2 separate regions of the Homo sapiens genome follow, and region 2 is linked to region 1. A link is a loop called in an ENCODE intact Hi-C map of the cell type or tissue named here. Cell type or tissue: heart left ventricle. All regions are shown on one strand. Each heading gives the region's core, and the rest is flanking DNA. Links, peaks and the distances in the headings are about the cores only. Region 1 holds the start of LOC105369161 (a long non-coding RNA gene). Region 2 overlaps TBC1D22A (TBC1 domain family member 22A).

Evidence for each region. Hi-C counts contacts between places; a loop is a spot of excess contacts. Peaks named below come from ENCODE experiments on the same cell type or tissue, not always from the same donor. Only the 100,000 strongest peaks of a DNase experiment are listed, where the experiment ranks them.
Region 2: a loop joins it to region 1, with 3 times the contacts of the local background. A loop is called at or near these places in 2 of 110 quality-filtered maps.

Annotation. Positions count from the first base shown.
Region 1 is chr22:46,935,546-46,952,155 of GRCh38, reverse strand. All of the region lies in intron 8 of TBC1D22A (TBC1 domain family member 22A), which reads right to left. LOC105369161 (a long non-coding RNA gene) reads right to left here and starts at 10,240. Exons shown (of 2, transcript XR_938320.3): 1 at 1-10,240. RefSeq lists enhancers at 1,606-2,201, 2,202-2,799, 15,736-16,301. In heart left ventricle, for the core only: no CTCF peak of the experiment used is centred there; DNase peaks (open chromatin) are centred at 9,139 and 9,465; H3K4me3 peaks cover 622 bases; H3K27ac peaks cover 2,143 bases.
Region 2 is chr22:46,996,597-47,013,206 of GRCh38, reverse strand. TBC1D22A (TBC1 domain family member 22A) reads right to left here. Exons shown (of 13, transcript NM_014346.5): 10 at 15,498-15,573. Among named protein-coding and RNA genes, the nearest start is that of TBC1D22A-AS1, 89 kb to the right of the region's middle. RefSeq lists enhancers at 11,641-11,830, 12,731-13,230, 13,231-13,732. In heart left ventricle, for the core only: no CTCF peak of the experiment used is centred there; no DNase peak of the experiment used is centred there.

The DNA of each region.
Region 1 (16,610 bases), core at 4,565-12,564:
AGTGTCAACCACCCACAGGGCAGGCCAGTCACTTCTGACCTCAGTAAGAACTTGCTTGCCAAGGGTGCCTGGCCACAATCTGTCCCCCTGTGGACATCCACGTGCCCTGTGCTGTGGGGCTCAGCAGGATACATCTTATTTACAAAACTCGTAACAAACAGCCTGCTCTGTGACTTCTGCTCTTAATGTGATCATTGGTCCAACTCCAATAAGCTAAATGGGATTTCCTGCAAGATGAAAGGAGACCAGGTACACCTGCTTCCTCGTCTCCCCTCATGCAGAGCCTCTGGTGTCATCACCTGGATGTGCTCAGGGATGAAAGCATCAGGACACCTTAAAGAAAGACATTTCCTACAAAACAAAGCTCCGCATTTGAGCCTTCTGCTTCCGGCAGCACAAATTCCACTGGTTATAAATCAGGTTTATGAATTTTGCATGGATCTGAAAGAAAAAACCCATCAGTCATCACTGAGACACTCGTCCACTTTACACCTCGCTGTAACTGGACAGCTGACACAAGGTGCTCAGCTCTGATGACGCATTATCACCAAGTCAAGCTCCGAGGGCTCCAAGATGGCGCCGGCTGCAGTGACAGCCCCTAACTGGCGTGAAATACAGCCATGTCCGTGCAGATGTCCCATCACTCTCTTAGCACAACTGGCCCAACTGTACATTTTCAGTACTCACTGCCCCGGGCAATCCTGCATGCTCTTGATTATTCTTTGAAAATGCATAACACATGAATCGCGAAACTGACTGTGAAGGCCCAAAATTAGACACTGCTGCCCGGCCTCAGAAAATGCTACCATTTTAGAACGTTCTTCTGAAGTGGTTTGTGTTTTATTGGCAAACCAGTGTATTATTATTGTAATAATAATGATTTAAATATAAATACCATTAGAGCTACAAAAATAATACACATGTACTTTGTGATTTTACTTCAAAGGCTTCCCAGCACTATACATACACTCAATCATTAACCTCCCAGAGAGAAGAAAAGCTGCAAGGATTGTCTCTATTTTGCAGATGGAGAGTCTACGGCAAAGAAGCAAAGGTTAGGTAGGCCCAATGCCACGTACAGGGACAGCTGAAAGCTCCGGAAGTGCTGGGCTGTTTCTGTCCACAAACATGCGCCTATGCATACACACTTCTACGGATGGATGCAGACTCACACACGTATTTCAGGACAAACACATATCCCGAACACTTACAAGGAATGTGAGAGGGAGATTATTTATAAGGAACTTCTCTAGAGAAAAGGAACAGAATTAAAACTACACTGGTAAACTGGAGAAAAATAACAGAACTGCAGAGGTGTGGGGTGTGTTTGGTTTTGTATTGTCCCCGGTTATCCATGCACACATCCATCCCGGAGACGCAAGGGTTCGTAAAAGGCGCTCTCTCTACCTCTTCAGATTCTCCTCCACACTCACCCGTCATTCGCGCACATCTACCGTGAATACCTCAATCTAGGAAAGCTACCACCACCATCCTCCTGTTGTTCCTTGCAACTTCCTGATGAGACATCGCCATGTCCACACTGGAAAGGAAGAACATGAAGCTCCGAGATGACAGCTGGCTCTGACCTCAGGCAGGAAAGTGGGAACCAGTGGGCCCTAAAGCCTCCATCCAGCCATCGGCCCTAAAGGACAGTCCAGCATTCCACAGTGGACACAAGGACCTCAAAACGGGGGCAGAAATCAACGACTGCCTGGGAGGACAACGTAAAGACCCGTGGGGTTTTGACTAAGAGTGTTGAATGATTAGGATGTGCAACAGGCCACACAAACGGCACCCATCCAAGACTAAGCTCCTGCCATCCTTCCAAACTCAGAACCTCTCCTACCAGCCACTCAGGAATGGCAACTCTACCCTCCCTGCCAGTGAGGCATAAACCTTGGAGCCATCTTCAACTACCCTCTCACTCGTTCCTCTGATTCATAAGCAAACCCTTTCATCAGCTCAACTTTCAAACCAGAGTCAAATCCAGCCACTATTACCACCCTCTTGCTCCAAGCCACCACCGATCACTCCAACTTGGCTTAGCACAATGACCTAACTGGTCTCCTGGAGTCCACCCAGCTTCTCCCTACAACCTAGTCTCAGTACGTTCCCAAGGCGACCCTTTTCAAAAAAGGCCATGTTAACCCACGTTAACCAATGTCCCTCCACTGGCCTCCAGGCCCCATGGGGGTCATTGCTGCTCAGATGACACTGAGCACAGCCCTCCCCTGCTCAGGCTGCTCCAGCCCCAGCAGCCTCGGCTCAGGCCTCAGGGCCCCCTGGAAGTCTCCGCACTCACTTGCCTGCCCTTGCGCATGGTGCTCACCACTCCCGTCACTGCTGACCGGCTCAGTGAGGCCTTGCTGAGCCAGCATTAAAGACTGCAACACTTTCTTTTCCTTTCTCAGTTCTTTCTTCTTAGTGCTTCTTAGTGCTTGCCAATATCCAACTTAGTATTTCTCTCTCCCCACCAAAAGAATAAAAGTTCCCTGCGTGCAGAGATACCTGGTCGGCAGATGGATGAAATGATATAAATTTGCTAACAAGAGATCCATTCAGACGCTTCCATCTGAAGCCTCCATTTGCTCTATCACCAAACGAGTAGGAATAACTGCCAGACATACCCCAGATCTACATGGGAACATTTAAAGCAGGCCATGCCCTCTTCAAGGCCCCACACAAACATTGTGGCAGGAGGCAGGGCTGGAGGGGAGCATCAGAGCAGACATGGGGGACGGGGTCAGGCTCAGCTCCATCACAGATGGGGCCCTCGGAAAACCAACTTCTTTCTCTGGCATAGGTTTCCCTGAGAATGGGGAGGATGACTCAGATGATCCCGAGGTTCCCTCTGGCACTCACAGCCTCTGACTCCCTGAACCACACGAGTGTGACCGGCTGTTGTCATGCTCATGGTGGTTCCAGGTATTCGGGTGGACCTTGATGTTGCGTCTTCTTTGAGGGTCAGGTGTGAAGACAGGACTCAAAAATGGAAGAGAAGCAAAATGCGACACAATCAGTCTCTTGAACAAAGACTCTTTTAGGAGCCCAAATTTGTGCTCCCTCATTGGGTCAGACTGTCATTTCTTCCCAACATCAGATGAAATGAGTGACCCTCACTCAGAAGTGGCGCTCCACTCCTGCTTCCCACAGGGCTTCTGCTCCTCAGCGAAAGGCAGACAGAACTCCCGTGCCTGGAAGCAGGCTGATCTACCTGTGTGGCTCTCACCCCCGGCACATAGTGTTCAGTCTGCATAAGGTAAATGTGTGTGACGGGCCTCTCCGGTGATTTTCTGATTTTCTGATTTTCTGACTTCGGTAGCATGTTTCTGTTTGGCCGTGCTTACAAGATGAAATTGATTCTGTGGAGAAAGGCACGGTCTTTACCTGTCTCACGGGGCCTCTTAACAATAGGAGCAGGCTCCGTTTCAGCAACTATCATTTCTTTCTTCTTGAGAAATTGCAGCTTCTGCCCCACGGGGACAAAGACCAAAGAGGGAAGACAGCTTCTGTGCTGCATCAAAGATTTCCCAAACCAAGCTGAGCACAAACCATTGCCACGGAACACAGAGAGACCAACTCCAGAGACTCAAAGGGTTATCGACCAATACACACCCGGAGTGAGAAACCCACCGTGGGGGGATGAGCAAAGCTCATGACTGCAACCAAGGTTTTGGTGGAGGAGACTCTACCCCCATGGGCACCCAGCATGTGGGAAAATCTCAAAGGGCATTACCAAGAATGTAGGCTCTTGACTACAAAGGCATGACCCTGTATAAAAATGACTCTTAAATGGTGAGCAGTCAAGAGTTGGTGGGAAACTCTAATACTGTTTCTTTAACAAAGTCTTGCTCTGGCGTAGAACAAAGGGGAAAAAGGTCTGCATGCCATCTTACTTGTCAATTTAAGACTGAAAATGAAAATGAAAATCTTTCCTGCTTAAGGGGCTTTGATTTCTTGTTTTCTCTCTTTCAGCTAAAATGTTTTATTTGAAGATATGCAGGTTTGTTTTTATTTGCTTTGTTTTGCAAATCTCTCCTGTTCGCCTCTAATACCCCAGCCCTCCGTCCTTGCCGCCCTCCAAAGGCATGTTTCCTAGACAACCCAACGTAGCTCAGAGCACCTCATTTATGCAAGTGTACAAAGAGCGTCCTTCTCTCATTCACAGCTGGCATTAAAAGGCGAGTTTATCAGGTGAGGGCAGGATTCTAAAAGCCCTGGCAATTTTTCTGAATCTCTCTTGATGAGAAAGAGCTAAACAAACAGGTCCCCAAAGTTAGCAACAGAATGGAAAGGTGGCCACAGAATCCTCAGAAAGAACAGGCAGACTACTGAACAGGTTGATATGGAGAGCCAGGCAGTCCTCATGATATCTCTGGCCAGGTTCCTTGGGCAGGCGTCTCTGCCACCTCCCACTCCTGGCAACAGCGTGAGGGAGGAAGAGGGAGGGAGAAAGGGAGGGAGACAGGAGGGAGAGATCACACTTGCAAGGGCCAGAGGGAATGTATGAAAGAAACTAGGACGTGCAACACAGACGAACACAACACAGACAAGCGGGAGCAGCAGCCCATGGCTTCCACGAGGCCTTGAAATAGCGCAACGAAGATGGTGGTGGCCTGGAGGGGGCAGCTATAGACCTGCCTCTGTCCCACCAGCAGGTTCAGCAGGTTCTAGGCCCTTATTGCCCCACCTGTTAGATGACGGTGGAGGACTGAAGGGTCTCAAACGTCCAACCGTCCACCTTTAATGCGCAGCGCTAAGTCACTGAGCCCCATGTGGCCTGGGCCTTTTTAACTAAGAACAAATGGCTCTACTCGGATGACCCTGACTTCAACCACCCTTAGCCATTCGACTTCACACATCTGGGTCCAGACAGAGCGACTGAGAAGAACCCAAGAACCATGTCCAAACAACAAAACCCACAGAAAGTGGGTGATTTAGGGTCCATCAGCTGATACAGCAAATGTTTTCCCCATTCAAACTGGGGACCTATTAGCATTTCTTTCTACCGATTCACAGCACTCTTCAGAGAGGCAGCACACAGCTCTATCACCTCATCCACATAACGGTGTGGCCTGGGGAGGCTGGGCCTGGCAGTCTCTAAAGACCCCTCGGCCTCAAATCCTATGATGAAGACTTGCTCCTCCTGGAGAAGGCCACGGCTCAATATTCAGGCCACTGAAATTATACAACTGGACTGTACTACAAACATCCCAGAAAGACGGAGCAGCTTAAATCTCTCCCTAAAACCTACTGGAGACATAAAATGCCAACATACAAGTAGGAGGAGGTGTTATCAGGTTGCAAAGAAACCTCTAGAGGTTTGCTCAGAATGCACTTCCTAATGCAGTCAAGCACGCTGGTCTGAATACCAACCTAGAGGAAGGGGCCCCAGGCTCATTCCAGGTAGCACAGACTTGCTGCAACAGCAGCTGAGGATGCTGTGACTGAATGAATGAAACAGACTCACCTCAAAATGAAAACTGCCTGGGAAACTCAGTCATCAACAGGAGCCCAGTGCCCGCACAGCCGTGGGACTCACGCAAGCACAGTCCCAGAGGCCCTCCTTGTGCACCTACTCAGTGCTTCTGTGGATGAGGCAGTGAGGCGGCCACCTGTGCCCTTGGATCTTACAGCTCTATCTACTCTCCATCTGGCTGGCCGGCCTCAGGCTTCTACTTGCTTGTGAGCCCAGTGCCACCCTTTAGACAAGAAGGAGAGTCACTGAGGCTCACCAGCCTCCTGAAGGAACAAGGGGGAGCAGGGAGCACCAAGGCCTCTGCTCGTCAGGGGCACCTTTCTCCTGCAACCTCTTACAGCCTGGTGGGAGAAGCCTGTGTGTGCTGGCCAGCTCTATTCCACACAGCATCCTCTGTGCAGCCAAGGATGGGAACGTGGTTCAGTTCAGCCACACAGGCCCAAGCGGGTACTGTCACACCGGCTGGATGAGGCCAGCAGCTCCTACGGTGCACAAGCTTATGCTGGCCCGTCCGGAAGAGAAAACGAACCTACACGGAGGAAGCTGGTAGCAACACTCCATTCCCTCCCTTTGGAAAGCTGTGTACACACACCTTTAAGGGAGAAACGATAAGAGCCAATACTGTGCAGAATCACAAGGCTCCTAAAACCTCTTCTTCCAACCAGAGTGAGAATTACACAGAATGTCACTGTTGTTTCAGCCGCTGATAAAAATTATTCTAAAGTACTTGGGGTCCCAGTTCTGCAGCATTGAGTAGAAAAGTAAGTTCTAAAGAAAAGGGTACAAAATACTAGTCAGCAGGATGAAGCTCACTGCCATTTATTTTGAGCTGTGGGCCGTGGATGAGTTATTTCCTTCTTTGTGCCTCGACCCGCCTCTACAGAAGGATCATACTACCAAACCCAAGGAAGGCACGAGGCAGGTAATATTGCATCAGCAAAGTGTGTGCCCTGACAGAGGGTAACCAGGGGGGAACCCTGCTCCTGTACAGGCCCACAGAGGAAAGGGCAGAAGGACTCGGAGGCTGGGAGACAAATGCAGACCCCAGGACACAGCCTTAACCCCCTGGGGCTTCTGATGTCAGCTAGTTGGTCACACCTTTCCCCATAACGAGAAATGCCGTCAGCACAGCTGCAGCCTGGGTTAGGATCCTGGCTCAGACCCTCAGTAGCTCTGAGACCTTGATCAAGTTATTCAATCTCTTGTAAAACAGGGGTGATAACAGCATCATCTTCATGAATTAGTAAGACATAATAACAAGGAAAGTTCTTTAAAAGCTTCAGAAACAACGTGCTAAATAAACGTCAGCTGCCGCCTCCACCACAACGGTCAAACAGGCCTTCTAATTTTCATCACCTCTGTTTCTACAGCCCCCAGCAATAAGCGCTGAATGAATGAGTGAATGAATACAATAAATTGCCATGTATCCCTCCCGAAATTTAAACTGCCTAAGAGCAAAGATCATGGCACACAATCTGGCATTTCAAAAACCCACCAGTAGTTTTTCAAAAGTTTGTGGTACTGAACTGAAAATCCAAGGAGACCAGAAGATGAGGATTCCACTCTGACTTTTAAGAACTAAGGTCATGACCAAACTACAGATTTGGAAGTGGCTCAGTTGCTAAATGCATGAAGTTGCAAAGTTTGAAGTGGTTGCCTCTTATTTCCAGATTTTCCTTCAATCTCTCAGGCACAAGATGACAGAAATTGAGATAATCTATACATATTTAATTATCTATCTTAAAAGAAAAATCATCTACATGTTCAACTTTCAGCTTTTGTGAATTAAAAAATAAATCAAATTTTCACACTCATCTTTAAGGATTCTTTTTTCCTCTAACCAACAAAAAAGGCAAAAGAGTAATCACGATAAAATAAAAGTATCTTCATTGTATAAAATGTGAGACCAATTCCACTCAAGTTATAATAGATCAAAGAGCATGGAATGAAAAGTTTTATTTTTTAAAAAATGGAGTACAGGCTGGGCACGGTGGCTCACGCCTATAATCCCAGCACTTTGGGAGGCCAAGGTGGGCAGATTACAAGGTCATGAGATCAAGACCATCCTGGCTAACACGGTGAAACCCCATCTCTACTAAAAATACAAGAAATTAGCCGGGCATGGTGGCGGGCGCCTGTAGTCCCAGCTACTTGGGAGGCTGAGGCAGGAGAATGGCGTGAACCTGGGAGGCGGAGATTGCAGTGAGCCAAGATTGCGCCACTGCACTCCAGCCTGGGAGACGGAGCAAGACTCCGTCTCAAAAAAAAGAGGAATGCATAGAATTTAATGCAAGTAAAATAGATTTAAAGTTTAAAAATTTTTAAGTGAATCCAATCAGTATCAAATGTAATTGCCGATGAAGAAAAAACAAAACAAAAATAAACACATTAGTAATCATCCAGGAAATACAAACAGAAACACAACAAGCTACCACTTTATACCCAGTAGGATGGCTAAAATAAAAACACAAACAATAGTAAGTGCTGACAGGGATGTGGAGAAACACAACCCTCCTCCTTTGCTGATGGGATGGTAAATGGAGCAGGCACTTTGGAAAACAGTTCTTCAAAGGTAAAAGGTAAAATTCCCATATGAACCAGCAATTCCACTCCTAGGTATATCTCAAGAGAAATAAAATCATGCCCACATAGAAACTATACTAAATGCTTACAGCAGCACTGTTCATAATAGCCAGAAGTGCAAACAACCCAAATGTCCATCCATTGATGAATGGATAAACAAGACGTGGTCTATATGGAATATTATTCAGCCATAAAAAGGACCGGAGTACTGACGCGTGCTACAATACCGGCGAACCTCAAAAACATTACGGTCAATGAAAGAAGCCAATCAAAAAAGGCCACATGCCGTAGGATGCTGTGAACATATAACATGAAATGTCAGAAAGGGCAAATCCATGCAGACGAAAAGCAGATCAGTGGTCACCAGGGGCTGAGGAAAGGTCATGTGGCTGCTGGAGGGACCAGGGTTTCATCTTGAGATGAAATGTCTTGGAACAAGAGTGTGGCAATTGTTGCACAATTCTGTGAAGACACTAAAAACCACTGAATTATACGCATTAAATGGGAGACAGACAGATGGACCAGGCGGAATACACAAGTAGGAGAGAGGAGGGGTTTATTCCCCTTTCCAGGCACAGTCCCCGATGCTCCAGTCCTGGCGGACCAGCAGCCCATGCCGCTACTCTGTGCTTACAGCCTTCAAGGTTGAACGTTTAAAGCCTCACCAGCTAAAACACAAATTCTTTGTCTGCCTTGGGTTTTAAATTCTGTTCTTACAAAAGCAGACATATTGCAAAGGTCTATCATGTGCGGAAAAAACACAAGGTTGCTTTCTGCCCCCGGCTAGGACAGCTGGGCAGCCTCCAGTCCAACTCCACCACCTCCTGGCTTCTGAGTGGGAGAGGAGGCTCATTAATTACACCGAGATGGATGCCGCGGGGAGGCTGGGAGGAGAGCATAAGCCAAAAGTGAGGCGGGCAGCTCCCTTCGGAGGACATTTCTCTCTTCATAATTACATTAATTGCAATTAGCTCTCTCCTCCTTCATAATTCTTTTGCACTGACACCTGCGGAAGTCCTCTGGCTCCTGTTCAACGCCATTTTCCTGCTGCCACGGGTCCTCCAGCTCATTTCCCGTTTGGTCCCAGAAGCACAAAGCTGCTCCACCCTGCGGTCCTGGGTGACGCACCTCCGTGTGCAAGCATGTTCTGCTTTCACCAACCGGCCCACACCTCATCTTCATACTGAAATTAATTTCTCTCCTAGTCAAGCCCTGAAATACAGATACTTCATCTTTTCCTCCTAATTCATTCACCCTTAAGGAAAAGTTTCATAAGTAATTAAATTGATTTTTCCTTTCTATTTGGGACACAGGTCTATTTAGAACAGCAAAGTAATAGAAAGCCTGATTTCTCAGCAAGGATCCCTCGGGGAGGCCTGGCGACGTGACTGCTACAGGAAGAGGCACTTCCTGAAGCCGGCTTGGAGGGGCCTCCGTGGACTGGTGGCCGAGCGCACATCAGCCCTCTTCCTAATTGACATGTGCTGTATAAATTACACTCAGAAGGGATTCGCAGGCACTTTCTGGATCCGAAAAGCTCTTTAATATTAACGCGGTTTGAATCCTTCTTGAATACTATACAATTCTTATTACTGAAGTAAAAACTTCGACACGTGACGTTAGCGGCATAGCTAAGCAGCTGAAACGCTGTGACCAGAGTAGCCATGTCTAATTACCCACGGAAGTCACTGAAACTTCCCCAAAGAAACCAACAGGAGTGGTGAAGCTTGGGGCCTTGTGAAGTCATTAAGATAGCTTTATAAAGCTAAGCTTTTCACCCAAATACAGAACAGGATTTTTTCCTATTTACTGCTCAGAATGAAAAAGCACCTCAATACAAAGTTAAAACAAAAAAAACCAAAGCTGGCTCCATCACTGATACCTAATACGAACCACATGCCGGGCAGCCTGCCTAGTCCTGTAAGACTGTGGACTGTGTGTATATATATGTATGCTGGTGCCCCCAGCCCCCATGCTATTCAAGGGTGGACTGTGTATTTATATACGTATGCTAGTGCCCCAGGCTCCGTGCTGTTCAAGGGTGGACTGTGTGTATATATATATATAATATATATATATATATATGTATGCTGGTGCCCCAGGCCCCATGCTGTTCAAGGGTGGACTGTGTGTGTGTGTGTGTGTGTGTGTGTGTGTGTATACATACATACATATACATATACATATATTCTATATACATATATTCTATACATATTCTATACACATATATTCTATACATATTCTATACATATATTCTATTATTCTATATATTCTATATATATTCTATATATATTCTATATATTCTATATATATTCCGTATACATATTCCGTATATATATATTCCGCATATATATATTCCGTATATACATTCCGCGTATATATATTCCGCATATATAATCCGCGTATATATATTCCGTATATATATTCCGCGTATATATATTCCGTATATATATTCCGCGTATATATATTCCGTATATATATTCCGCGTATATATATTCCGTATATATATTCCCTGTATATATATTCCGTATATATATTCCCTGTATATATATTCCGTATATATATTCCGTGTATATATATTCCGTATATATATTCCGTGTATATATATTCCGTATATATATTCCGTGTATATATATTCCGTATATATATTCCGTGTATATATATTCCGTGTATATTCCGTATATATATTCTGTGTATATATATTCCGTATATATATTCTGTATATATATTCTGTATATATATTCTATATATATATATATTGTAGTGCCCCAGTCCCCATGCTGTTCAAGGGTAGACTGTGTATATACATATATATGTGTGCTAGTGCCCCAGCTTCCATGCTGTTCAAGGGTGGACTGTGTGTGTGTGTGTGTGTGTGTGTGTGTATACATATATACATATATATATATTCTAGTGTCCCAGTCCCCATGCTGTTCAAGGGTGGACTGTGTGTGTGTGTGTGTGTGTGTGTGTGTGTGTGTGTGTATGCTAGTGCCCCAGTCCCCATGCTGTTCAAGGGTGGACTATGTATATACATATATATGTGTGCTAGTGCCCCAGCCTCCATGCTGTTCAAGGGTGGACTGTGTATGTGTGTATATATACATACATACATATATATATATATTCTAGTGCCTCAGTCCCCATGCTGTTCAAGGGTGGACTGTGTATATACATATACATGTGTGCTAGTGCCCCAGCCTCCATGCTGTTCAAGGGTGGACTGTGTGTGTGGTATATATACATACATACATATATATATATATATATTCTAGTGCCCCGGTCCCCATGCTGTTCAAGGGTGGACTGTATATGTACATATATATGTGTGCTAGTGCCCCAGCCTCCATGCTGTTCAAGGGTGGACTGTGTGTGTGTGTATATACATACACACATATATATATATATTCTAGTGCCCCGGTCCCCATGCTGTTCAAGGGTGGACTGTGTATATACATATATATGTGTGCTAGTGCCCTAGCCTCCATGCTGTTCAAGGGTGGACTGTGTGTGTGCATGTGTGTGTGTGTGTATACATACACATACATATATATATATTCTAGTGCCCCAGTCCCCATGCTGTTCAAGGGTAGACTGTGTGTGTGTATATATATACATACATACATATATATATATATATTCTAGTGCCCCAGTCCCCATGCTGTTCAAGGGTGGACTGTGTATATACATATATATGTGTGCTGGTGCCCCAACCTCCATGCTGTTCAAGGGTGGACTGTGTGTATATATATATACTCATGCACGTTGTTGTATTGTGCTTTGCTCTATTGTGCTTCACAGATCCTGCATTTTTTACAAACTGAAGGTCTGTAGTGACCCTCCGTCGAGCAAGTCCATCAGTGCCATTTTCCCAACAGCATGTACATGCTTTGTGTCTTTGTGTCAGCATTTTTTAGCAAGGAAGCATTTTAAATTATGGTATGTATGCTGCTGTTTGAAACATATATTGCACACTTAATAGATGACAGTATAGTACAAAACATAACTTTTATATGGACTGGGAAACCAAAAAATTTGTGTGACTTTCTCGCAGTACTCCCTTTCTTGCAGTTGTCTGGAACCAAATCTGGAATATTTCCAAAGTATGCCTGTATAGTGGATCTAAAATGGGCAATATCCCTTGAATGCAAACGACTGCTCATCAACTGTCATGACTGAGCCTGGGTCACATCTGTAAGCAGTGATGCCAGCTTTCCAATTCCTCTCTCATAGGTCCCCTCTTGTCACTGCTTTGGGTTCTTCTTGCACTGATGTTGTTGAAACGCAACGGTGATTCTAAATGTCAAATGCATCTCTAATCGGTTTTAGCTCCTCGTTACTTCTAGTCATTTCTCCCATATTTTCATTGTCAAAACATAGTCTCTTTGATAATTTTGATGGCTTACAATTTTGTCGAAGACAGTCATCTTCTATGCTCCAAAATGGGAGAAGATTTTCCTTTTTAGATTTATGAACATCAATTACAATGACCAAGCCAATGGGTATTTTCATCTCTGCCTCTATTTCCTTCCAATTATCTCTTGATTGCTTTTAGCAATTATCCATTTACTAAGTGTACCAAATTTGGTCCATAAACGTCTTAAAAGATGAAAGAATACTGTCACTTATCTGTTTAACAAAAGGGGATGGTCCACATTCTTGTCATAAAATATTGTGTGATAAAGCCCATCCTTTTGAATGACTAATTGGATGAGAAACCATATTCCCTTCATATCCTTAGAATACTATTCACTCGTTGATGCTTGATTTTAAGAAAATTCATCTAAGCTATCTTCCACTGAAGGTGCACAGTCTGCGAATTCGCTGATATGATCAATTTCACCATCATCATTAGCATCTAGAGAGCTGCTCTCAATCTGTCTGCATTCATCTTCTGATTCATTTAATAATGGTGAAATGTCTTCCTCTGCCAATTTTCCTGTCATTGCTATTACAAGTGAAAAATAAAAAATTCTAAATTCTCTGTGCTTAATGAAAGCTAAAAGAAAAACAGACTTCAAAAATGGTGTCTCCAGATTGTTTTCACACCTTTTTGGAAGATAATGCAATCATATGGGTAACATAGTAAGAAAATTCAAGGATCATATAAAAGATATGGTTTATTCCACTATCACATGATTCTTGATGCCATCTCTTATTCTCCCATTCTATTATTTTAGTCCATTTCTACCATAGTGAGAAATAACTGGCCAGCTGTGGTGGCTCACGCCTGTAATCCCAGCATTTTGGGAGGCTGAGGCAGGGGGATCACCTCAGGTCGGGAGTTCGAGACCAGCCTGGCCAACATGGTGAAACCCCATCTCTACTAAAAATACAAAAATTAGCCAGGCATGGTGGCAGGTGCCTGTAATCCCAGCTACCCTGCAGGCTGAGGCAGGAGAATTGCTTGAACCCGGGAGGTGGAGGATGCAGTAAGCTGAGATTGTGCCACTGCACTCCAGCCTGGGCAACAGAGCAAGACTCCACCTCAAAAAAAAAAAAAAGAGAGAAATAACTGATTAATAATGATAAAATAATATCAAGAAAGAGAAAACAGCAAAATGTTTCCAGATAAAGATAAAAAAAAATACCATTAAGATGTGATCATGCAGCCATGCACTGCTTAACAGGGACACATTCTGAGAAATGCATCACTCGTCTATTTCATCGTTAACATCACAGAGTGCACTTACACACACCTAGAGCGAAGCCTACTGCACACCTAGGCTATATGGTATAGCCTGTTGCTCCTGGGCCACAAACCTGTGCAGCGTGTTACTGTAGTGAATACTGCGGGCAAATGAACACAAAGGTCAGTTTTTGTGTATCGAAACATATCTAAACACAGAAAAGGTACACTACAGATAAAGTAGTGAAGACAAAAAACTGTACACCTGTCTAAGGCATTTACCATGAGTGGGGCGTGCAGGACTGGAAGTTGCTCTGGGTGAGTCAGTGAGTGAGTGCTGAGTGGCTGCGAGGCCTGGGACATTACAGTGCACAGCTGGAGACTTCACGAGCACTGTGCACTTAGGCCACACGACATTTATTATTATTAATTTCCTTCATCAGTAATAAATGAACTTTAGTTAATGTACCTTTTTTACTTTATTAACTTTTTAACTTGACTTTTTTATAATAATACTTAGTTTAAAACTCAGATACATTGTACAGCTGTACCAAAATTATTTTTTCTTCATTTTCTTATTCTATAAGCTTTTTTCTGTCTTTAATTTTTTTTTTTACTTTTTCAACTTTTTTGTTAAATGCTAAGATACAAACACACACATTAGCCTAGGCCTACACAGGGTCAGGATCATTCATATCACAGGATCATCAATATCACATTAATTCCACCTCCACACCTTGTCCCACTGGAAGGTCTTCAGGGACAACAGCACACAGGGAGCTATCGTCTCCTCTGATAACTATGCCTTCTTCTGGATACCTCCTGAAAGACCAGCCTGAGGCTGTTTTACAGTTAACTTTTTTTTTAAATAACTTTTTTTTTAGAAGTATTACATTCTAAAATAACGATTATAGTATACTAAGCACTTAAACCAGTAACACAGTCATTTACTATCATGATCAAGTATTATGAACTGCATTTCTTACAGACCGGCAGTGCAGTAGGTTTGTTGACACCAGCATCAGCACAAACACGTGGTTAATGCATGCTGCTAAGACATTACAATGGCCATGATGTCACCAGGTGAGAGGAATTCTCCAGCTCGCACACAGTTCTGTGGTATACGCCATCCAGTGTTGACAGAAACGTCATTATGTGGCGCAGAACTGTATATCCTGGATTCCCCACAGATGCGGTGGGTCCATGTGGTAACTGCAGGCTAGAATGCATTTTCTTCTATTTTTTAAAAATAAGATTTTCTCCTTGTTCTTTGAAGAACAGGATAAAAATCACAAAACATCAATCCTTATAAAATAGTTTGAAATGTTCAAACATCCTAAAATGGACACGAGATTATGCCTTTCTTCAAAACAAAAGCAAAGCGCAGAGCATACCTGTGCCGGAATGCAAATCCCTGCGGCCCTCCTCAGGAGACCACAGAAGAACCCTATCTGTCACTGCCCCCCACAAAAAAGCCAAGCATGATGACTGTCAGCTGAAAACATTAATCTCAAGAACAGCTGTACACTTAGAGATTTTGAAACAATTTTCAGTCCCCAAGACTAGTCTCATTCGTTTATTTTTGTGAGTTTGCTTTTTGGTGAGTAGTTTTGTTTTTACTTTGAGTTAAAAACTTTAAAACTGCTGCAGACTAGGTCAGTGTGGCTTACGAAGAGCAGGGTAAATACTGCTCCTTGCCAGCCTGGTAAATACTCAAGAATAACTTTCTGCCCTACTGGGCTGTGTGTCCTCGCAGAGTGAGGCTCCCGTTCACACCTGATTCTTTTGTTCAGGGCTCCATTGCAGAGCCTGAGCGGTTAACTGACAGCCCTTGTCCAGAATCCGACAGAAAGATCCATAATTACCATGAGTCTGTCTCACGCTCCGCTTGTCAGGCTGTCCGCCAAAATTGTTTGGTAATGGAGATCATCAAAGGAGGATGGGAATGCCGGCCCTGGCCCCAGGCCCCAGCGGGCACAGTTCATTAAAGAGATGTGCTATGTACTGTTTGGGGCACTGCCTGTATATTCTGAGTTGCTTCTGGAGGAATCCTGAAAGCTCCCCAGCAGGGAGGCTGTGCGGGGAGCCACGAGGGCATGCAGAACCACGAGGAGCCTGGCCCCAGGACGAGGGCGTGCAGAACTGCGAGGAGCCTGGCCCCAGGAAGAGGGCGTGCAGAACCGCGAGGAGCCTGGCCCCAGGAGGACCCACCACACTGAGGCTCCCAGGCCTCACCCAATCACAGCGCAAAGGCAACAAGTCCCTACAGCCATCACAGGTGAGGGGACAACTCAAGGAAAGAACCATGAGTGTCAAGGTGACCAGCACATGCCCGGCACCCTCTGGCACCTAATAAATTCTCCACTAAGGTGGAACAGTGCTGAGGATGAGGCACTCAGAGCCTGGCATTAACTCAAAAGCTGATGAGGACAGAATAATCCAATGCTGACAGTGATCAAGTGACAGCAAACAGTTGCATAAGCACAGCGCTTCAGAGTTCAGAGGAGGGGCCAGGAGACAGCACAACAGCAAAGGCTACAGAGTCATGGGTTCAGAGTTCAGAGGAGGGGCCAGGAGACAGCGCGACAGCAAAGGCTACAGAGACACGGGGTCAGAGTTCAGAGGAGGGGCCAGGAGACAGCACAACAGCAAAGGCTACAGAGACATGGGTTCAGAGTTCAGAGGAGGGCCCAGGAGACAGCGCGACAGCAAAGGCTACAGAGACACGGGCATCTTTGAGGAAGAGAATGGGATAGAAGGACAGGGAGGAAGTCTAACTGGTTCCAGCCCACAGACGGCCCATAGCACAGCAGCAGAGCCGCCTGGGGAAGTGACCGCTGCAAGACTCCTAGACTCGGAAAGGAGGGGGGCGAGACGGAATCACAGGGAGAAATGTCACCCAAACTTCGAGCTTTGAAT
Region 2 (16,610 bases), core at 5,063-13,062, 61 kb before region 1:
AAAGAAAAATGCTAACCGCAATTTGGCTGTTCCCACTCCCAGCACCTCAAAGATCCTGGGAAGGAAGCGACTGGGACAGATGCAGTGGAAGAGGCAGTGCCCAGCAGCTCCACAGCAAGTGCTATGTCCAGCTCCACTCGCGCACGGGGCGGGAGGCTGGAGGGCCAGATGCAGGGAGCCCTCTCCCGGTCCACCCCAGCTCGGCTGTAACTGGAGCACGATGGCTTTCCAAAAGCCATACGACAGACTGGGTGGGGGTGGCCAGAGGATCTCAGAGGACCCTCTGCTCCGAACAGCAAGTTTTTTATGATTCTGTGCTAAGTACAGGCCTGGAAGGATGAGCTCTCGGAACAACTGTTAATGTCCCGTCTTCTAACGTAGGGCAGAATGTCCTCCGCGGTCATGAGCCAACTACACATCAGCACGAGCTCTGAAAGAATAAGCTACTCCTTTTGTCCTGCAGGGGGCTGAAGTGTGGTCCTACCTGAAGGCCACAGTCCAAAAGTGGGATGAAAGCTGTCCCTCAGTTTTAAGAAAATGAATCTCTCTCTACTTGTTCAGGAGGAATACCTTAAAATGAGCTGAAATTGGAAGGAATGCAGGAAGAGCCGGGAAGGCAGCAGGGCTTAGAAAGAAACAGAGTAGAGAAACAGGTGAGGGCCATGAAGGACCCCAGTGACAAGGCCATACCCCTCTTCCAAAGCACCACTCTGGGCACAGAGGCATGATTCCGAGGGCCCAGGACGACAGTGAGGGGCCTGACAATAATCCCCTGGTGCCTGGGGACCTCAGGGAAAGCCTGGCAGGTTCAGGACGGGGACAGAGAAGAACGCACCAGTGCTGGGCTAGTCTGGGTTTTAATGGCTCAGGGGCAGGAGGGCTGGGGGGATGTGAGCCCCAGGACCCTCTGACTCATGGAATCTTCTGTTCAGACTTTTGCCAGCTTTTCACAGCGGAACCAAACATTTCAAAGCACCCTGGCAGGCATCACCTCCTTTGACCACCTTAACAACTTTGGGGTGGTGGAAAATAAATGTGAAGATTGTCGCTCCAGATCAAGGCTCTTCCAAAGAGGAAACACAGCCTCTCCTCCCAGCACGATGGTCGATTGCTGGGAGAGGCCAGTCAACCCGAGGGGCCCACAGGTGAGTGTACAGGGAAGGGTGTGCAGAATCAGCTGGGGGCGGGGTGGGGACAAGGCCACCAAGGCAGAGCGGGGTGGGAAAGGATTTACTTTGAGGCAAGACAAATCTCAGATGTAAGCAAGGGAGTCAGCAAGCATCCTCATCATTTATACTAGATACGTAACATTGTATTCTGTCACTTTTACAGGGGATGTAGCAGCAGCATAGGCTGCACTGGTAAAATTACAGAGCTTTTCCACACATGCAGATTTTCTATTCTATGAATTAAAGGGCAGTAGGATGAGGATTTGAGATCCTCAGGGAAAACAAAAGCTAAGAAGAAAACCCAAAGAAAATCATAAACATCTGGAGACAAAAGTAACAACAGAGAAACTGCTTTAAATCCCCACTCCAAACATCCTCTTTAAGCAGGGGAGTGTCACCCATGAGCTATGTTGAAGCAATGTGAAGCCACACAGGCTGCTGGAGCCCTAACGTGCAGGCTGCTCCATTAAACACTTTATCCCTTAGTTCCCCAACATTTGCTGAGGCCGCTCTAGAAACTGGGCATTGGTTATGGGGAACATCGGGATGAAAATGTAGGCATGTGGTCGAAGCCAAAAAAGAAGCAACGACCACTCCTCACTTCAAAAGGGCACATTCGACCTTCTAATCTCCCAGTTCTCAGGGTCATGAGGTGGGCGGGGCACCATAAGGCACAAGATGCTGGTCAGGAGTCCCAGGAGGAAGCGCGGGGAGTGGAGGTAGAGGGCCCGACCACAGGCACAGCTGCAGGCTGCGGCTCCCAAGGAAACCCTGGAGCAGAGACAGGCAAGTCCCCTGAGCCCACAGGACACCCCAAGGCTGCCCAAGTAGGTAGGGAGGAACTGGGAGGGCTCTCTCCTGTGCACCAACCCAGGATGGGCAGCGCTGGAAGCAACCTGGAGATCATCCAGCCTGCGGGGAAGCTGAGATCAGTGATAGGCAGGACTCTGAGTACGGGGATGGGGCCCATTTATGCAGTTGATGGGGCTGTTATGAAAAGTCAGCACAATGATACAGATAAAGAGCTGAGAACAGTGCCCAGTACACTGCAGGCACTGAATCAATGCTAGCTGCTATTATCATCATTCCCCGCAGCAGCCCAAGGCCAGAGTCAGGGACCGAGGCTGAACTAGAACCCAGGTGTATATTCCTAATATATTATTTTTGGGTTTACATGAAACTTCTATTTCTTTGATTTGTTGTTGTTGTTGTTGTTCTATATGCATCCCTCTTCCCAAAAATGCAACAAAATATCCATTTAGAGTTTCAATGGAAAGCACATTAAATCAGCTTGACTTAAGAAACTCAGGACATCCATCCAACAAGAGAGCAAATTCCTGCCTGGGGTAGCCTGGAACCCAGGCTGCAGACAGGTTCACCAAAATGATTCCAACAGACAATGATAAGCAGAGTCACCTGGGTCACAGAATAAACAGCCATGTTCAACTGTGAAGACCTGCTAAGCAGAAGGGGACCAAGACTCTGCCTGAACCAGGAAACCAGGAGCACAGGAATGCAGCCCTTGCCAGCACACACAGCACGCCTCCCAGAAAGTCCACACACACCTTAGGTCGCACATAACAGCAATTACGCATGTGCCTTGCCAATTGTCATGTCCTTACGTCTCAGATGAAATATCACTATCATTTCAAACGCTCAGCTCTGCCCTTCTGGAGCCTAATGAGGACGAGAGCCAGGGGGAGGGAGCCACGCTGCCTGTTCCCCGGCCTGGCTGCGCTGCTGATTTATCCTCTGCTTCTCGGCTGCTTACTTTGTAGGGGTAATAAAAATATTTCCACCAGGGTGGTAATAAAGCTGAATCTAGTTTCCTAGCTGTAACTGAATTCTATCTTAAAAGAATAAGTCAATTTTAACCTTACGAGGTAGTCAAGACAACTTTCAGAGAAATTTGATTAAAATCACATTTAACCTGAATTAAAAACACAGGAAAGGGAAAATGTTCAGGTACATAAAGCCGTTTCCCACACAGGTGGAACCATTCTCCAGTACCGCGTTTTGTTGGCATTTTCTTCCTTATAGGTGAAAGTGTAAGATATGACTAATAACAATGGCCACTGTCACCTCGGTGCCCCTGACTCAGACTCAGCCAGTGTCTTCCACTCCAACCAACCTCCCTGGGGGCTGGACAGAAGAGGCTGCCTCAGGAGCAGGCATGGACAGGGCCCTTGGCAGCTCAACAAGGTCCAACGTGGGAGAAGCAGAGGCCTTCAGACTAAACTTCCAACACTCAGCCCCACCATGGACCCATCCTGCTGTACAGTTTGTTGATGGTGATGATGGTGAGGAAATGATGGTGATAGTGATGATGATGGTGGTGGTGATGGTGATGAAATGATGCTGGTGATAGTGATGATGATGGTGATGATGGTAATGATGACGGTGATGAAATGATGGTGATAGTAATGATGATGGTGATGACAGAATGATGGTGATGGTGATGATGATGCTGGTGATGACGTAATGATGGTGATGATGGCAATGATGATGATGGTGATGGTGAAGATGATGGTGGTGATGATGGTGATGAAATGATGGTGATAGTGATGACGATGGTGATGACAGAAATGATGGTGATGGTGATGATGATGGTGGTGATGACACAATGATGGTGATGATGGAAATGATGGTGATGGTGATGAAATGATGATGGTGATGGTGATGATGATGGTGGTGATGACATAATGATGGTGATGATGACATGATGGTGGTGATGATGGTGTTTATGATGCTGGTGATGACAATCATGATGATGGTGATGATGATGCTGATGGTGATGATAATGACAATAATGGGTACTAACACTGCATGAGACTTAAGTGTGCCAGGCACTCCTGTAAGTACTTTACTCCCATGACCCGTCATGCATGGGGAAACAAGGGCTAGAGTGGGGACATTCCTCACAAAGCCAATCCTCCAGTATACAACACAGCCAGAAAGTCAACCCAATTCTGCCAGCTTCCAAACTCCAAGCTGTTACTCCACAGAGCTGAAGAGTAGATTAGAATAAGCCAGAAATGTTCGAGAATTATTTCTAATAAGTCCTTTCCTCCTCTAACCCACAAACTAGTCCCCAAACCAAAATCTCCCATTGTTGCTCCTGGCCTGGCATTTTCGCTGTCACTCAGCCACCAAAACATAGGGAACTAATTTCCTTCTAACTTCCCGGTGGGAGGTCAGCCTGTTCCTGAGGTTTCTACCAGTTTACAGGCACCAGCTTGTTTGCTCTACCTGGAAGAAGGGACAGAAGGCTCTCCTGCCTCTCTCAATGCCTGTACCCAGGCCTCACTCCAAGGGGCCAGCACTGGCCGCCCTGAGATCATCAGGAAGCACCCTGGGCAGGGACAGGCTGCCTTCCAGATGCAGCCTTGCCCCTTGCTGCAGCCCATCGTTGTCCTATCCTTCCTGCAGATACGGACCAGGTCAGGGTTAGGATGCTCTGCACAGCAGGTGGGCAGATACACTGGACACAGAGGCTGCCTTACAAATCAGCCTCCACAAAGACTGGTCCTGAAATGTGGATCCAAGGGAGGTGTGAGAAGGCCCTGTCCTGGTTCAGGTCCCAGGCAGGGTCTCCAGGCCAACTCTATGAGGGAACTCTACACCTGGGGAGAGTTGGCAAGTGCCAGTTATCAAGGCCACACCCACAGCTATCTGCATCTGCTCCCTCCAGGCTAGAAAATGAATGGAGAGGGCTGAGAAAAGGGCACCTGACCCCAAGATGCTCACATCCTCAACCCACAGCACACTGAGAGCTCCACACAGAACAAACATAACAAACATTGGAAGGATCTCATTTCGTCAATAGCCATCTATCATGAACCAGCATTCTGGAGTAAGTCCTTAACGGCCATTTCAATGGACAAAATCCAAATTTGCTGGTGTTTTTTGGTGCCCTTGATTATAAAGCTTCAAAGACTCGATTTCAAAGAGAAATGAAGAGTCCCCTCTTCCTTCCCTCATGGCATTATTTTGATTTGGAAAATGTGAAATATTTGAAACTTGATTCTTCTGCTCCACCTGCCCAAGACAAGAGTCATGCTTCCTGCTAATGAATGATAATGATGATCATTTCTTCCATGAACTGTATCTTGGTCTAAACCCCACACTTCCAAGCTGAATGTTAGTGTTTCCCCAAAATTGCTATGTTGAAGCCCTAACACACAGTGTGGCTGTATCTGGAGATGGGGCTTCTAAGGAAGTGATTAAGATTAAATGCGATTGTGAGGGTGGGACCCTGATCCCACAGGATTAGTGTCCCTATAAGAGATGGCAGAGAGCTCCTGCTTGCTCTCTCTCCCACTGCCACCCCTCCCCACCACCGCTACCCCCACAGGCACCCACCCAGGAAGGGCTATATCTACATGTGAGCAAGAAGGCAGCCTTTTGCAACCCAACCCTAGGGGACAGCCCTCACCAGAAACCAAAGCAGCTAGAACCATCATCTTGGACTTGTGGCATCCAAAACCATGATAAAGTAAACTGTGCTTTAAGCCACCAGCCTGTGGTATGTTATTATGGGTCCAAGCAAACACAAGCCATTTTATCTCTGGGGCAGGAAAGCCTTCCCAAGGGCTCCTCTGCCTCTCCCATGTGCTCTTACAATGCACCTGTAGCTCTGTGACACTTATCAGTCACTGTCGGAAGCAGCTGCCTTTTCATCTGCGTGGTTCCCAGGCCACCCTGCTGGAGACGCTCTGCAGAGGTGCAGGACACATGTTCTGTGCCTGCCCAGTGCCCTAGGCACAGCGAGCCAGCTGTGGCACACTACCAACCCAATTCAGAAGTACTCATGATGGCCCCAAACCAGGAGGAACATCACAGAAGAAAACTCTTCAGGGACCCAGGAGCTTTGGGACCCCTGGGTCGAGGTCAATGTGACAGTGACATTTTTCTGGGATTCTGATAGCGCCTTTTTGTCTCTGGCCTGAAGAAGGGGCCACCTGCAGACCCCTCCCAGCAGGTGTACCGCACCATCGAGCACATGGCACAGAGTCCTTCTTGGGCTGGCATCTGGCTGTTTCCTGCTTATGCGTTATTGTCCCCAGCTCCAAGCTCTCTGAAGCCCAAGCTCCTGTGTGACACTTGTTTCATGCTACTCACCCTTGGCTCAACCCAGCAATACTTCCTCCTACCTCTGAGCAGCACCAAGAACTGGTGTGGTTGGGCACAAATGAAAAGCAGCCTGTCAGGGAAGGCGGCAGAAGGGCAAGAAAGGGTTTTAGACAAAGGAACAGTCAGGAACAAAGGAAGCGCCAAGGCAGAGGCCTGAGAGTCCTGGCTGTGGTGTCACATGGCCTAGGGCTGGAGAACGAGGACTGGAGGGTCTGGGGTGCAACCGCCACTAGAGCGGGGGGAGAAAACGCAAAGCTGATTAAGGAGCTGAAAGGCAGAAGTCAGCAGCTCCTACAGGGTCAGATCAACGGGGCCACCATCCTGGGTGGCCGCCATCCGGCCTGGGTGGCCTGAGACGGCCACAGAAGATGTGCTGTGGACGCAGGCTCACAGCCTAAGGTCTCACCACCCGGGGTCACCGCCAAGATCCAGCCAACTACAGGGCGGTCAACCTCCACCCGATTGTGAATACATTCACCAGATCAGTCAAGAAGTCCTAAGCCAGCCTTTCAGAGAATAATAAGATGGCAGAAATGGGCCAGAAATTGACCAAAACTAATGAAGGGCAGCTTCACTTCAAAGCAATCACTGGGTAAGCAGCCTCACTGCGATGCCTGCACTGTGAAAAGTCAAATGAGAAAAGTTTATTTATAGCTCAATCGAAGTCCTTGGCCACCAACAATAACCTCTCCTGGAGGAGACAGGGTGACCCTCCTCTGACACATCAAGCGACGGAAATGTGCGACCAGCAACAACACATTCCCCAAGAATATGGAAACATAAATAGCCTCAAACACAGTGACCATGCCAATGAGATTAAACATATCTAAAGTGGGTGTGTCTAAATACATGTGTGTGTGTGTAAAGGCATGTGTATAGGGGTGTGTTTGTGCATGTATAGGCACCTGTGTATACGGGACTGTGTGTAGGTGTGTGTATAGGCATGTGTAGGGGTGTGTATATATAAGGGTGTGTGTGTGTGCATATGGGTGTGTGTCTGTGTATAGATGTGTGTAGGAGGTGTGTGTGTATATGGGGGTGTCTGTATAGGCATCTGTGTGTAGCTGTGTATGTGTATGGGGGGTGTGTATATGGAGAGTGTGTATATAAGGCTGTGTGTGTATATTGGATATGTGTGTAGGTGTGTGTGTGTATACGGGAGTGTACATGTATATGAGGATGTGTGTATATAGGCATGTAGGTGTATCTGTGTAGGTGTGTATGTGTATATGTATATGGGTGTGTGTGTGGGTGTGTGTGTGTGTGTACAGGCATGTTTGTAGGGGGTATGTGAGTATACAGAGGTGTGTGTGTGTATAGGTTTGCGTGTATGTTTATATGCATATGTGTGTAGGAGGGTATGTGTGAATATGGGAAGGTGTGTGTTACAGGCAGGCAGGTAGGTATGTCTAGGTGTGTGTAGGTATGCGTGTGTATATGGTGGGTGTATAGGCATGTGTGTATAAGGGTGTGTGTTATAGGGGTATGTGTATATATGTGTATTGGTGCGTGCATAGGGGTATGTGTGTACAGACATGTGTGGAGGTGTGTGTATATATGAGGGGTGTAGGTGTATAGGCATGTGTGTAGGGGGTACCTGTATACAGGAGTGAGTGTATATGTGTATAGGCATGTGTGTAGGGGGTGTGTGTATAGTGGTGTTTCTGTGTATAGGCATGTGTGTATATATGAGGGGTGTGGATATATAGCAGGTGTGTATAGGCACGTGTGTATAGTGGTATGTGTATATACAGGCATGTGTTTGTGTATAGACACGTGTGTAAGAGTGTGTGAATACAAAGGTGTGTATGTATACAGGCATGCATGTATATGTATGTGGCAGGTGTGTGTATATGGTGGGTGTGTATAGGCCTGTCTATATGTATAGGGATGTGTGTGTATAAAGGCATGTATGTGTATGCATATATGACAGGTGTGTACAGATGTAAGGGTATGTGTATATAGGGATATGTATGTAGGTGTATGTGTATATGGCAGGTATGTATATATAGGGGTGTGTGTATATAGGCACTTATACAGGGGTGTGTGTATGTACAGTAGTGTGGGTGTATCTATACATGGCAGGTGTGTGTACAGGCATTTGTGTAGGAGTGTGTGTGTATATAGGCATCTGAGTGTGTATATAGAGATGTGTATGTAGGTGTGTGTATGTGTATATGGCAGGTGTGTGTATGTATGAGGGGTATGTGTGTATATAGGCATGTGTGTAGGTGTGTGTGTATATAGGCATCTGAGTGTGTATACAGAGGTGTGTATGTGTATATGGCAGGTGTGTATGCATGAGGGGTATCTGTGTATACAGGCACATGTGCAGGGGTGTGTGTACAGGAGCCTGCCTGTGTATATGGCAGGTGTGTGTATAGGCATATGTGAAGTAGTGTGTGTGTATAGGCATGTGTGCAGGGTGTGTATGTGTATATGGCAGGAGTGTGTATATAGGGGTATGTGTAGGGCTGGGTGTGTATACAGGCATGTGTGTATGTATAAGGGTTGTGTGCAGGGGTGTGTGTATATAGGAGTGTATGTATATGTGTATGTGGCAGACGCATGTATATAGGGGTGTGTGTATGAGGGGTTGTGTATGTATGAGGATTGTGTGCAGGGGTGTGTGTATAGGAGTGTGTGTATATGTGTATATGGCAGATGCGTGTATATAGGGGTGTGTGTAGGGGTGTGTGTATGTATGAGGAGTATATATATAGGCATGTGTGCAGGGGTGTGTGTATAGGAGTGTGTATGTGTATATAGCAGATGTGTGTATAGGCATCTGTGAAGGGGTGTGTGTATATGAGGGTGTGTGTGTATACAGGCATGTGTGTAGGGGTGTGTGTATATAGGGGTGCATCTGTAGGTGTGTGTATACAGGCATGCGTGCGTAGGGTGTGTGTATACAGGCATGTGTGCGTAGGGTGTGTATACAGGCATGCGTGCGTAGGGTGTGTGTATACAGGCATGCGTGCGTAGGGTGTGTGTATACAGGCATGCGTGTGTAGGGTGTGTGTATATGTATCTGGTGGGTGTGTGTATACAGGCATGTGTGCGTAGGGTGTGTGCGTACAGGCATGTGTGCGTAGGGTGTGTACAGGCATGTGTGTGTAGGGTGTGTGTGTATAGGCATGTGTGTGTACGGTGTGTGTGTACAGGCATGTGTGTGTAGAGTGTGTGTATACAGGCATGTGTGTAGGGTGTGTGTATACAGGCATGTGTGTAGGGGTGTGTGTGTATACAGGGGTGCATCTGTAGGTGTGTGTATATGTATCTGGTGGGTGTGTGTATAGAGGCATGTGTGCGTAGGGTGTGTGTATACAGGCATGTGTGCGTAGGGTGTGTGTATACAGGCATGTGTGTGTAGGGTGTGTGTATATGTATCTGGCGGGTGTGTGTGTACAGGCATGTGTGCGTAGGGTGCGTGTGTACAGGCATGTGTGCGTAGGGTGCGTGTGTACAGGCATGTGTGCGTAGGGTATGTGTGTACAGGCATGTGTGTGTAGGGTGTGTGTGCGTATACTTTAATTTCAAATAACACATTACATTTAAGGCCACATTCTTGTCATCTGTAACCTCGGGGAGCAAAGGGTAACCTAGAGCTCAAGCCTGGGTCTGAATTCCACTTCACCCCACTCAGAACTCACCCCTGGAGGATTACCAGATAAATACAGAAGAATCAGTGAACTCTGAATTTCAGTGTGTGCCAAACACTGCTCAGGGCATACTTATATTAAAAAATTGTTCACTGTTTATATGAAATTGAAGTTTAACTAGACGTTCTCTATTTTTATTTGCTCAGTTTGGCGCCCCTAGCCCTTGGAGGTTCCGTGGGGTTAGAAGGTAGAGAGATGCAGTTGTTTCCATTTTTTACTAAAGAGAGGCAAAGGCACAGTTTGCAGGAGAAAACTCAGAAGGCACATGGCTGTGGCCCATCCTACATCCCCTAGGCGGCCCTGGCGACAGCTTCGATGCTGTTGCTGGGAAGGCCTCTGGGCTGCTGCTCCTTGCAAGCTAAGTTCAGATCAGCTTAGCAACTATCAGGTTTTGCCAGCAGCTCCTCCTGACCCATGAGGGCCTCCCAGCCTTAAGTCCCCTCAGAACAACGTGAGGGTGGAGCCCACCAGAACCGGGGCCCCAGGGAACAGCTCTTCCCACTCCCCTCATCCAACGGTGCCCTGGCACCACCACTGTGGCACCAGAAACAATCCAAGAGCCTCCCTTTTAGTGCCAGTGTCACCCCCAATGGGACAATTCTCTGATCTGAAATGCAGTTGTTTATGATCTACTCTTAAATCTGAAAAAATCAAGAATGGACATAATCAAATGGACACATCTGCTGAGGTTTCAAATATTCTTTTAAAATACTGAAAAAAGTTCTCTATGGTTTTTTTAATCAAAAAATGTAGCAAATATCTCATTTATACAGACGTCATCTATGTCACAAAAGATGCATGACACTGAGTACCAGGTGGGGCTGGCCCCAGAATTCACACAGAGGGGCTCTGACTCCAGCCTTTGGAAAGGCTAGGGCTGAAGCCCACTCCTCTGGCCATTCTATCTTGGGGACAAACAGGGATCATGTGATTTCAGAGGTTAACATCAGACGTGACAGATGTAAAAACAAAATGTACAGGGGACGTCATTAGGATTCACTGCAAAAATGTGGAATTTCAAGTAGGTGTAAGCGTTCTCGATGTAATACGGAGTGGAAATCTCATCGTGTGCTTTATACGCTGAAATTCTATCAGTTGGAGAGTAAAGGTACATTTATTATTACAGCAGTAAATTACTAAATAATTGGTGCGAACTGTTGATTTTATATACAAAATCCTTTGCTAAGTAGGGAACAGATTGACAATTAATAGAAATATTGAGAACACATTAGCTAGATAATTTTAGAAAGAACAGCATACCCTCTTTGAGCCTACAAATGCTTATTAAATTTTAAGTAACACAAGGCAGGATAATACAGATTAGGCGACATCCTAATTCTATTTTTTGTGGAGTTGCTGGACACATGCCCTATTCTAACATAAAACAAAATAAACTTTAAGACTTATATTTAACTTTTAGTTATTTAATTCCACTTAGCCATGAGCCTTGTTTCGAGAATTTTTCAGAAAAATTATTCTTCCTGAAGAAAAATGCCAAGCCCTTAAAATATTCCAAAAGATTATATAAAAGAATTAAATTTGGGTTAAAACTCCAGATTTATGCTCTTATCTCTGAAGTCCTTTCTAGGCTGGTGCCTGTGGAGCTCGGCAGCACTAGCCACCAAATACCCACTTACAATCATCCACAGGTTCTCAGAAGCTGACCTGAAGCAAAACGACATATAATGAAACCAATTTTACCACAGGGTGATTGACAGAAACAAGAGGTAAGTTTCAATGGCATATTTCTGGTCACAAAAACATCACCCAACTTTTTTTTTTTTTTTTTTTCTTTTTTGAGATAGAGTTTCACTCTTGTTGCCCGGGCGGGAGTACAATGGCGCGATCTCGGCTCACTGCAACCTCCGCCTCCCGGGTTCATGTGTGTGGGTCACTTTATTTGAAAAAGGTGTTTGGAGTTATTAAAAAAAAAAAAAAAAAAAGAAAGAAAGAAAAAAATACAATTTCAGTTGTAACTTCCTCCAGACAAGATTTTGTTTTGCTTCTCACTAGCATTCTGGGGAACTCCAGTATAGAATCATCATAACTGAGGTTCAAACAACCCTGATCCTCTCAGGTTGGAACCTAGATTTTATGAGGGAGTATCACGTCCACTTTGCCCTCACGTGTCACTATTCTGGGTCTCACAAACTGTATGGGCATTTCTCAGATCCCTATCCTGACTAATCGGGTTGGATGCAGGCACTACATGAGGCGCCCAAACCACAACCAGCTTTGGGATGATTTTTCTTCTGCATCAGGAAACACACACCCAGAACACTGGTGGCTTTAGAGCTGGGCATACCTAGCCAGGTCCTAGCTTCACTCTGGCCCAGGAAGTCCTTATTTTGTAGATAGCAATTCAATGCTTTTAAGACATTTATTTTTCTTTCCTTTTTTTTTTTTCTTTTTGCTTTGTTGGCTTAATTTAAAAAAACAAAAAGGTCTTATCCAGTGGGAAATGTGGTTGAAATTATCTAGCCTGCCACGACTGAAAACGCACGTTCCTCCTACTCTCACCTTTTTCTTTCACTCCAAATTCAGTGGCTCCAGTCACCCTCTCTGATTCTGTGGGAACTCATACAATGTCTGTCCCGAAGGATACAGGGGGCTTCCCAGGGAGTTCCCCATCTGCGGGCTTGCCTGTCGCTTTACTCCCTGCCCAGCACACACCCTCGAAGGCTGCCGCCCATCCTCCTTTCCACGCGGCTTCCATTACAGACACAGCCCTCTCTCTTCATTCTCAGCACCTTCGTGTCTCCACGGCAGACTTTTACTAAAGGTTTAGGGATGACAAAGAAGGGTCACAGTACTACTCAAGATAGGAAGAAACTACTCAGAAGTGCTTTTGAGAGATTCTTTCACAACTCCTTACCACAAGAAAACAAGAGTGATGCAGCCCCTCTTCCGATCTGCCCTCTCACCCCTCACCAGGCTTCCCTCCATCCCCAAGACCTCCCCCTCCTCCAGCTCTCTGCTCGCTCCTGATGAGCCCTTATCCTCGCGCCACCACTGCTGAAACTTCCGCTTGACTTTGCAGAGCAATTCGGCTCTTTTCTGAACTATTCCCATCTGGGCAATGCCCTCAAAACCTCTCCATTCTTAATCAACGAGTCCATGAAGATGTTTTCCTTCACTGAATTATCAAAATTTTCTGAAATAAATGCTGTCCTTCTCCTAAAACGCAGAAAAGAGGGAGAGGCTTGGTTTTTGTTTTTGAGATGGAGTCTCGCTCTGTCACCCAGGCTGGAGTGCAGTGGCACGATCTCGGCTCACTGCGAGCTCCGCCTCCCGGGTTCACGCCAGTCTTCTGACTCAGCCTCCCAAGCAGCTGGGACTCCAGGCGCCTGCCACCACGCCCGGCTAATATTTTGTATTTTTAGTAGAGACAGGGTTTCACCATGTTAACCAGGATGGTCTCGATCTCCTGACCTCGTGATCCGCCTGCCTCGGCCTCCCAAGGTGCTGGGATTACAGGCGTGAGCCACCGCGCCCGGCCTGAGAAGCTTTTTTTTTCTTTAAGCAATTTTTTCTTCCTAGAATATCCTCTGCCCTTAATAAAATCTTTACAATCCCTGCAAAAAGTTCCAACCCACAAATCCTTTCTCTAGGAGGCAAGTGATGAAACAGGTGAGGGGGAGCTTCACGTGGCCGAGACCTGCAGATGCTTCTCCCAAGTTTGCTCAGGGATGATGGCGCCCACCAGTCTGAGAGCTCAAACGCGAGAAATTCTGTCTATTTACTGCTTTAGCAGCCTGGGTATTCTTATTATGAGGCCATGATAGAAATTCCTTAAGGTTTCATTAGAAGAACAGGAACAAGTTAGACAGTTTAACCTCTCAACGGCAACACACATCTTTCTCTGTTGTGAAGCACTGATCCTTTAAACAAAAAATTGCCATATGAAAATGGCCTACTCAGAGACTGCGCTGAAAATAAAAATATGATTTACTAAAAAGTACAGATTTCGTTGGGGTTCCTTTGGTTATCGCTGCTGCTCTCTTAAACAATCATCCAGCGAATCCGCAATGTGCTTCTTTCTGAACCACAGCACCAGAGAAAATCAATTCAAGTATTTCCCAAACTGCAGCACCGGAACAAACGAGCACTAACCACAACTTTCTAACCTCCACGAAAACACGAAATACGCCTTCCAAGGGACACAAGCGGAAAAGGAGGAACCTGCTCAGAACGTGTAATTCACATCTACTGCAAATCATACTTCAGAGGAACGTGTAATTCACATCTACTGCAAATCATACTTCAGAGAACTCAGTGAGGCTGGGGAATGCTTGTGAAAGTGCTGGCAGGGAAAAGAACCCAGCCGCACCCAAACAAGACCGCGCGGTGGAGCGTGCGGTGAGCGCACATGAACGCACTGACGGAGGCAAAAACGGTATTTTTAACAGATGATGGGTTGAAAAGCAGCTAAACGTAACACTGAAAGTATTATCAGAAGAACTGCAGACAACTTCATAATATGGAAATTAGGTAATCACCATGAGACACAGAGTTAAAAATCAGATTCAATCAAGGAACAAAATGGAGTTTGTAATTTGTAGGAGTCCATTTTAGAATATCACTCAGCAGTTTCCCAAACCGAGCGCCCTTCCCGTGAAGACTGCTGTTACGGCCTTCTGTGCTAAAGGCGCAGGGAGGGGAAAAGGCACAGTGACCGGCAACGCTCAGCGGGCAGGGCCCTGCAAGGCACGTGGCCAGGGCTAAGTTTCCAACAAAGTGCAATTTGTCTCCACATTCTGTGAAATAATTTGCCAAGCGCGCATGGGACTCTTTGTGAAAGAGCATGTCTCTTTTCCACACCTCATCACTGACCAGCTGGTATCACAAATACATGCCCGGTTCTGCTTGGCATCACTTAGTTAATGCTCTGTTCATTAATTTAACAAACTATCAGGAGAATATGCCTGGAACGGGCAAGCATTATCTCTCAGCTTCCATTTAATTAAACTCTGCTATTGTAATATGACAGTCAGCACATCGCAGGGGGGATTATTTTAAAGATGAAGGCAAAAAGTATTTCAAAGCCCCCACTTAAACATGAAAGCACAATCTAAAATTGCCTGAGCACATACTATAATTTTTCTATAATATTAAAGATGTTATTTCCAGACTCAGTAATTAGTTAGATTCCATGGAGAAATTATTCTAGCATCCTTGATAGAAAAATGATGCACAGAGGCAGGGAACAGAGTACCGAAGGACCACCATAAACAACCATCCGTCACCTAGATTATGACAATCACCAGGCTTAATAAGGAGTGAGCACTGCCTGCTTTGGGTGCACACTCACTACTGTCCTGCAAAGTGAATGTACTGAATTCTGATGATATCCCCTTAATAAGAAGAAATAAGAGCAGCTCACGCACCAGCAGCTGTCTCAGAAGGATGCCCATGAGGGATCCTGAGCAGGCCAGGATGCTGCCGGCGGATGAGGACAGCTCCCTGTCCCACCGAGGGCTGAGGGCCACCTCCCCCCGCCCACAGAGAGGGGCTGCGCGGGAAGCTGGCTTACCATCAATCCGGCTCACGAGTTCTTCTAACATTTTCACTTTCATTTGAATCCCAGGTTGGGCAAAGGTGTAGTTGTCCTAAGGAAAAAAGAATAATGTGAATCATATGCATATAAAATAAAACAAACTTTCCAAAAGGGAAAAAGGCAGCTGGGATAAAGTGAACAGCTTTATAATAGGACGAATTCACAAACAGAGATTTTATCTCGAGAAACACACAAGTGGATGCACCCTGCACAGCACAGCGCCGCTGACTGCTATTTTGAGAAGGGAAAGGCCAGTATTTCCCGATGTCAGGTGATAAGCACGTGCATCTCAGGGAACACTGAATGGTACATTTCTATTTGTAAATGTAAGACACTTACATCTAAATTGAAAAACAGGCATCCATGGGCATAGCTCATTGACCAGAACCGTCTGTGGGAACTGACCACCTCGCTGGCCACCTGGACCCTAAGCACTCAGCCCTGCCGGGAACCAACGGCAAAGGTGCCCGGTGCTGACAGCACCATCATCGTGGCCACAGTCCAAATGCTAATGACACAGTCACTGCATGGGTGAAAACAGTGGACATGTGACTTTACTCTCAGAGATATAGTTGGGTGAACTCAGGTGAAGTTCAGACACTAACATAGGAAGGTCTGCATAGCATCAAAGGGAAGGGGGCCTGGGCAGTTTCAAGTCAAACAGCCCAGGAATGGGGCCCCAGCTCTAGGACTCAGGAGCTGTGTGACCTTGGCAAGTAACATAACCTCTCTGGGCTTCCGTTTCATTACCAATAACATGAGAGTAATAACACTGCCTTCTAGGACTCAGGGAAACAAACAAGTGGAATGTGGAAGAGATTTCAAGACACAGCAGGTACCGGGGCAGTGACAGGTCCATTACTCCTGCTGTCACCACCTAAGGGAGCACACACATGACACTAGGGGGTGCTGCCTCATCCCACAGCAGGAACATGAAGAGGCAGCTCCCATCAACAAGGGAAGGGCATTCCCTATGGAGGCTGCCCTTTGGGCCTCAGCCGGTGGTCGGGGGCATTTTCAGAAGGAGGGTTTCAACCAGACTCGTGGTTAACAGACTTAAATCTATACCCAACAGCAGTGAATGTGGAA